2 separate regions of the Homo sapiens genome follow, and region 1 is linked to region 2. A link is an interaction called in ENCODE POLR2A ChIA-PET data of the cell type or tissue named here. Cell type or tissue: K562. All regions are shown on one strand. Each heading gives the region's core, and the rest is flanking DNA. Links, peaks and the distances in the headings are about the cores only.

The links. ChIA-PET counts read pairs that join two places held together with the same protein. Peaks named below come from ENCODE experiments on the same cell type or tissue, not always from the same donor. Only the 100,000 strongest peaks of a DNase experiment are listed, where the experiment ranks them.
Region 1: POLR2A ChIA-PET joins it to region 2 with 5 read pairs; 22 of 35 experiments call an interaction of 5 or more read pairs at or near these places.

Annotation. Positions count from the first base shown.
Region 1 is chr19:1,457,918-1,460,417 of GRCh38, reverse strand. It overlaps APC2 (APC regulator of Wnt signaling pathway 2), which reads right to left. Exons shown (of 15, transcript NM_005883.3): 10 at 2,358-2,453; 11 at 98-237. Among named protein-coding and RNA genes, the nearest start is that of APC2, 9.0 kb to the right of the region's middle. In K562, for the core only: no CTCF peak of the experiment used is centred there; no DNase peak of the experiment used is centred there.
Region 2 is chr19:1,270,618-1,275,543 of GRCh38, reverse strand. It overlaps CIRBP (cold inducible RNA binding protein), which reads right to left. Exons shown (of 6, transcript NM_001300829.2): 2 at 4,508-4,616; 3 at 4,298-4,404; 4 at 4,077-4,215; 5 at 3,912-3,993; 6 at 734-3,563. The coding sequence starts at 4,610. The coding sequence ends at 3,101. FAM174C (family with sequence similarity 174 member C) reads right to left here and starts at 14. Exons shown (of 3, transcript NM_017914.4): 1 at 1-14. RefSeq lists silencers at 1-314, 325-384, 283-507, 1,874-2,057. In K562, for the core only: a CTCF peak has its summit at 1,302; DNase peaks (open chromatin) are centred at 83, 503 and 1,301; H3K4me3 peaks cover 2,398 bases.

The sequences.
Region 1 (2,500 bases), core at 1-2,500, 180 kb before region 2:
CTCAGGGCTGTTTCGAGGCTGGGATGAGTTGGAAGGAGGCTCAGTCCCTGGAAGACTGGATGAGGAAAGTGCCAGCCCACCCACTGCCCCCGGGCACCTTGTTGGCAACGTCCCCAAAGGTGAGGTTGGTGAGGGTCATGCCCGCGTAGCGGCGCAGCGCCAGGTTCAGCGGGTCCCGGGTCATCTTGTGCATCTCATAGTCAACCTGCAGCAGCTCTGCCACGGCCTGCAGCCCACCTGTGAGGACCCAACAAGGTTGGTGGGTGGCAGGGATGACCCTGCCTGCTGCCCAGCGCCCCACCTCACTCCCTTGCCCAGAGGCCCTCCCTATGCCCCAGACCTGCCCTCAAGTTCCCCTTCCAGGCCCAAGTCTGAGACCTCCTCCAGGAGCCGGTATGGCCTCACCCTGCTGCCAGACCCACAGGGGTACCCCCAGTGCCCTGTGACTGCCACCCCCGCCTCCTGTCAGCCCTCGGTCCTGGCTCACGCTTCCTCCAGCCACTGGGCCTCTGCACCTGTTGTTCCCTCAGCCTGGAATGTTCTTCCCTGCCCTGTTTGATAGGTGCCTCGGGGAAGGCCCCCTGAGTCCTCTAATAATACACCCCAAGACCATCAGATGGAGAGCAGCATCCCCAGCACAGACAGGGCTGTAGGGATGGGTGACGGCCACACCCACCCTCTTCACTCGCCCCGCTTCCCCATTACAAAAGGGGGAAATCAACGGGGAGATGGCGCCTGTGAGTCAGAGGGAGAGGAGGACTTGTCACCAAAACACTTTTCTCCCTCTTCAAAGACAACAGAGGCAAATGTGACTGTTCTCAGAGCAGGAGTGGGTCAGTGGAGACACCCTTTGGGGAAGTGAGTTAGGGACATATCTCAGAAAACTTCCAGCCTGAAACGCGTACATCCAGGTTCACCACAGCACGATTCACAGAGCCAGGAGTGGGGGGCAGCTAGAGCATCCATAGGAGGACAAGTGGGTCAGCCCAGCGTGCCCTGTGCACACGATGGGATGTCACGCAGCCTCAGAAGGGAGCCAGGCTTTGGCCGGGTGTGGTGGCTCCTTCTGCCTGCAACTCCAGCACTTTGGGAGGCTGAGGCAGGAGAATCGCTTAAACCCGGGAGGCAGAGGTTGCAGTGAGCCGAGATGGCGCCACTGCACTCCAGCATGGGCAACAGAGCAAGACCCTGTCTGTCTCAAAAGGAATGAGGCTCTGAAACAAACAGACTATGGCGTAGGTGCACCTTGAGGATGTCACGCTCAGTGGGAGACGCCAGGCATAAAATGACAAATCCTGTGTGATTCCACTCCTAGGATGTCCCTAGCTCCATCAGATTCACAGAGACAGAAAGTAGGATGGGGGTGGGTGCCAGGGGCTGGGGACAGGATGAGCAGGAAATGTTTCACCGGGACAGAGTTTGAAGATGTAAAGTGGCCGGGCGTGGTGGCTCGCGCCTGTAATCCCGGCACTTTGGGAGGCCGAGGTGGGCGGATCACCCGAGGCCAGGAGTTTGAGACCAGCCTGAGCAACACGGTGAAACCCCGTCTCTACTAAAAATACAAAAATTAGTCAGGTGTGGGGGCGGGCACCTGTAATCCCAGCTACTCGGAGGTGGAGTTTGCAGTGAGCTGAGATTGTACCACTGCACTCCAGCCTGGGCAACAGAGTGAGACTCTGTCTCAAAAAAAAGTTACAGCAAGACTTTTCTTTTTGAGACAGGGTCTGGCTCTGTTGCCCAGTCTGGAGTGTGGTGGCATGATCATAGCTCCTTGCACCTTTAACCTCCTGGGCTCAAGAGATCCTCCCACCTCAGCCTCCCCAGTAGCTGGGACTAATTTTTTTTTTGTAGTGATGGGGTCTCACTATTTTTGCCCAGCCTGGTCTCGAACTTCTGAGCTAAAGTCATCCTCCTGCCTTGGCCTCCCAAACTGCTGGGATTACAGGTATGAGCAGCCTCGCCCGGCCTCAATTACTTTTTATATTGACAAAGAGAAGATGTTGCAATGTCCTCAAACGTAAAACACCCCCTACAGTTCCAATTCTGGGCCTGTCTTCTATCTATCTTTGCCCTTCTGGTCCGTTCCCTGTTCTGAGCCCCAGGGAACTTAGGGCTGAAAGTCACCCCCGAAGCCTCAGACCAGATCGGGAGGCCACACGCAGCTCATGGGGACAGAGGGCCCAGGGTGACGGTCCACTCATGAGAGGTGCTATGTGACTCCAGGGAGTCTGTCCCTCTCCGGGCTCCAATCCCCAGCCCAAGCTCAGATGACCCAGCCTGTGTCCCTTTAGCGGCCGAGGAGCCACCACCTGTTCGGGGGCTGGAGGATGGCTTCCCAGAGGACCTGGGACACTCACCTAGCTCGTTCATGGCACGGCGGTACTCCTCATCAAAGGACAGCTTCATAACAGCACAGGTGGCCTGGCAGATCTGCGGCTCGATGGGGATCGGGGCTGTGGGCACAGGGACCAGATCAGAGCCCCCATTCCCAGGAAATGTC
Region 2 (4,926 bases), core at 1-2,500:
GCGGAAGCGGTGGCGGCGCCCCGCCCCTATGCGCGCTGTCAGTCAGGCGCGCGGAGGTGATGCCAGCCAATGGGGCGCGGAGGCGGAGCTTGACGCCGGGCCCCGCCTCCGCCTGGTGAGCCCCGGCGCTACCCACAGTGCCCCGCGCGCCCGCCGCGGAACTTGCTTCGTCGAACCGCTCCAAGGGATCAGGACGGAGGCCCGGAGCCCGCCCGTGGGAGTCCCGGCAAGGCGCAGCCGGCAGAGCCCAGAACTGCCAGCCCAGCGTGGGGGGTCGCGGCTTCCGAGGAAATCGGGCTGGCAGCGGGGAGACGGGGCGGACCCCGACTTCAGGACCTCGGGCCGCTCATTCCCACCCACTTCGGGGCGACCCCCGCCACTCCTGCCCCGGCCTCACGGACACTGAGAACGCGTCGGCCACGTCCAGGGCCCAGGAAGGTGGCGCCCCGCTCCCAAGCCTGCTACAGGGAACCCGGGACTCGGCCCAAGACGGGGCCTGACAGCGGCTGCGCGGCCGCCGCTCCCTCGAAGCCGAGTGCGCCTCAGATCCCGCGAGACTGGAGTCTCCGCGCTGCGAACCCCCTCAGTGGCGAGCCCCCCGCGGTCACTGCTCGGACAATGACCCTTGCAGTCTTCCCTGTCGGGTCCTACTCGTGCGCTGAACCGAGGTCCGCAGGCTTTTCTTCCAGTGGCCCCGCTCCGCCGACAGACCCCCCTGAACCACAGACTCGGCTTTCTGGGTGCACACGTGGCCCTTTATTCGAATCCGACTTTCACAGGGCTCCACATCGTTGTGGGCAAGGACTGGCCGCCCCGTAAGCTGCCGGCGCACCGCAGCCCGTGCTCCAGGAGAGACTCGAGGCCCTGAGCCCGCACCTCACTGGCGAAGCGCCTCCTGGAAGGAGGAGGAAGGGAGGGAGAACAGGCGCGGGCTCCAGGCGGGGGACCCGGCGCTCCCGGGAGGCGCTGCCCTGCACCCAACACACACCGAAAGGCGCCCGCCATGGGGCCATAGGTGCGGGAGAGCAGGACTCACTGAAACGCCCAGGTGCCGCCCGGGACAGGGCTCAGCGCCACATGCCACTCTTCCCGAAAGCACTTACAGGGGACAAGCCTCCTGGGCAAGCGGCTGCCTCCAGCTCTTGTTCCAGGTGAAGTCCCTCCTGGGACAGTGACCCCAGAGGTCATCGCTGCTCTCAGGCCACCCTTCCCCGAGTCCTGGCCGGGCCCCTTCAACCTGCCAAAGCAAAGCAGCGTTACTCCCAACGTCCTCCACAGGGCTCACAGCTGCCCCTCCCGGCCTCCCCGGAAACAGCCACAGCCCCTAGGAAGGTCTCAGGCTAGTCAGGGGGCTGTGACCTCAGGCTCCGTCACAGGCCAGCATGCCCAGGGCGGGTCTGCACCTTGGCGCAGCTGGAGCCAGCTACCCGTATGGGATGGAGCTATGTGGGCCAGTGTGGGCTCTAGAAAAAAACTAATGGCGGCAACAGACATCAGAGAAAGCTAAGTTAAGAGTGTGACTTAAAGAGGTCTGGAAAAGACGGTCAATTGAGCAAAAAATCCAAAAGGCGGGGGCGTTCACTGGTCTTCAATCCTGCTTAAGGGATTTCATCTATGAGCCAGGCATGACTGGGCCCAGGCTGCACCTGGCTGCACGTGGGGAGCGTAATGGCTGGGCCTGACTTTAGTTCCAGCTTAATTGAAAAAAACAAAAACAAAGTTAAAAAAAAAAGGAAAAACAAAAAACAGTCACAGGAACATTCCCCGGGCACATGACTTTCAGTGAGCTCTCAACAAGAGGGATGTGGACACGAGCGGAAGGAGTTACCTCGAATTACAGGGCTATTTCCACATATGAGCTAGCCAAGGGAGCAGCTTGCGTCTCAGAGGGTTCTGTTGGGCGCACAACACTTCTGTCCTCCGAGGGCTGCAGCTTCCATAGGCTAGCAGAGAATGCTCAGAACTCGTGAAGCAACAGCAGAACTAGCTAACCGGCTGGCCGTCTGAGGTCGCCCTGGGATGCCACGTGCCTCTGCTCTCTGGCCTGCTTCTAGACTGAGGCAGTCCAGGTCAGCGTCAGGTGCACGTCCACTGTCCCTGCTAAGCTGCCCGCACAGTCCAGCCCTCTGGCCACCACTGCCAGAAGCCTCCCAGGGCTGCCCTGAGGCCTGAGCTGCCCGCTCCCGTCCCCCGCCTGGCTCCCCTACCCTGACCAGCGCCAGTCTGCTGGGCCTCCCTTTCTAGCTCTGCAGGCCCCAGGGAAGGCTTGCAGACCCGCTGCTTCTCCACCTTCTCTCTCTGCTCAGGTCTGGCTGCAGGAGCCCGCAGCAAGGAGTGTGTGGTGCAATGCAAGGGAATTGTCAGAGCAAGGTTCATTTCACACGGTCTTTTAATCGGCTTCGTAAAGCCAAAGAAAACTGCGTACAAGAATTCCTCAGCCACTGCAAATACAACATCGATGGAGTATGCGTACGTCTTCCAGTAAAAAAGGACAATATAAATAAACATCTTCAAGAACCTCTCAGGGACGTCTGCACGTCTACTGTGGGGCGCACAGCACAGATGGACGCAGGGGCTGGGGCTCCAGGGCAGTTGCTGCCACACCCGCCGGGGTCCTACCACACTACACTCAGAAACGTCACACGGAGTTGGAAAAAAGCCACAGCTTGCTCAGCTTCCGACAAAGAGCGGATTCACAGTCCGTTCGATCTCAGAGAAGTGAGTGGGGCACCCACTTCATGGGGCCAACCCCACTAAAAAAAAAAAGGCAACGCAACCAAAAACTAAAACAAAAACCAAAAACCCACACAACCCCCGATTTTTTTGAAAACTCATGGCTCGTGGTCAAAAAAGTAAATGCTTTTCAAAATGTTTTGAAAACCCTCAAAAAAAAACAGCACTTCCTTAAAAAGAAAAGTCTAGTAACGAGGCCATCCCGGCGTCAGAAGCGGTCAGGCTGGGTTTGACAAGATCAGAACCGAAATGACTACGAAAGTGGGAATACAAGGAGGTGCATTTACTACACATTAACGTTCAGCGAAGCTCCCACAATCTTTAAACACACAGCCATTGGAAGGACGATCTTGAGCAGGAAGGGTTTTTACTCGTTGTGTGTAGCTGAGGACAAGAAGCAGGCACAGTGTAAAGGCACCGAAGCAACAAGAGGCAGCTTCACCCCAGAGGCCAGACCAGGGCGCGGCCTGCGGCCGGGGAGCAACCACCCCCCACAGCCGAGGGAGGCTGGCCTGCGGCCACACATGCACCTAGCTGACTGCCCAGCGGGCCCTCGCTCTCCCTTGCCTTTTTGGTCAGTCTCATTTGGCTTTTGCGTCCTGCGATAGAAATGGCTCTGAGAGGACAGATGCGCCTCTTCTGGGCAAGCACAGTGACAAGGTCTGAGTGTCCAGCCTAAAGTGCTTGGAGAGGGCACCAAGGTGAACCGAGCTCCCACCGCAGGCCACAGCAGCGTGGCGCCCTCGGAGTGTGACTTACCGTAACTGTCATAACTGTCTCTGTAGGACCCGCCCGAGCTCCGGTCACTGTAGCCACCACTCTGACTCCGGCTGCAAGACAGACAAACGTTGAGTACCGGAAGGTACCCGTCTACTTCTGCTCTGCCACAACAGGCTGAGCCGCCAGCCCCCATGCCAGCCGTCCCTTCTGGGGACACAACAAGGACCCCAGCAGGGCAGCATCTTGGAAATTGTTCAAAATCTCCACCAGCCTGTCCCCCAGGCCCTCCCGCTTCTGCGAATGTCCTGAGCAGTCTCCTCTCCTCTTGGCCTGGGTCCCCACCTGCCTCTGCTCCTTGCCCAGCCAGTCTCATCTCAGCTCCCCCAGGGACCTGGGACCCGGGACGGAAGCTGGCCATCCCGCAACCACCCCTGTGCTTGGGCCGGCCTCCCCCTCACCTGCTATAGTAGTCTCTGGAGCCTCCGTAGCCCCCACTCCTGGACTCGAACCGGTTCCCCCCATAGCCTCGGTCCCCTCCTCCTGCACATACAGGAAAAAGTGAGTACCAGCTCCCACCAGCAGTACCTCACAGCATCCCCAAGGGACCCACTCATGGCACTCACCTCTAGAGAACCCACGGCCCCGTCCTCGGCCCCCACGGAAGAAGCCCCGGCCCCCGGCAGAGCCACCACGGTACCCACGGGATCGGTTGTCTGACGACTTGCCTGCCTGGTCTACTCGGATCTGCCGTCCATCTACAGACTGGAGACAGAGGGCGGGACGGGTTAGCAGGTGGGTGCCCCATCCTCGAGACGGGACTCCTGCTCAGCACCCTGATCCTCACCTTCCCATTCATGGCCATCATGGCATCCTTAGCGTCGTCAATGTTCTCAAAGGTGACAAACCCAAATCCCCGAGATCTCTGGGTCTCCCTGTCTTTCACAACCACCACTGTGCAGGGGAGAGAGGTCTGCAGTCAGCACCCAGCTGTACTTCCAGGTAGGAGGAGCACAAGCCCCCCCGCCCAGGGCCGCGGGCCCAGCAGCAGCCTCACCTTCAGAGATCTGTCCGTACTTTGAGAAGACCTGCTCCAGCGACTGCTCATTGGTGTCAAAACTCAGCCCTCCAACAAAAAGTTTGCCTTCATCTGATGCCATGGCGGCCTGTGGCAGACACCAATGAAATCCTCAACAGGGGTCATCTCTCACCACCTCTCCCCGCTTCCTATTTTATGTAAATGACATGTGTTTTTTAGGGGAAATATTAGAAAATCAGATTTTTATTTTTCATTATCTCAAACTCATACCTAGGACTTATTTTTTTGGGGTCGGGGGCAGTGTGTCTAACTGTCACCCAGACTGGAGTGCAGGGGTCACTGCAGCCTCCACCTCCTGGGCTCAAGCAATCCTCCTACCTCAGCCTCCCAAGAAACTGGGACTGTAGGTGTACACCACCACGCCTGGATAATTTTTT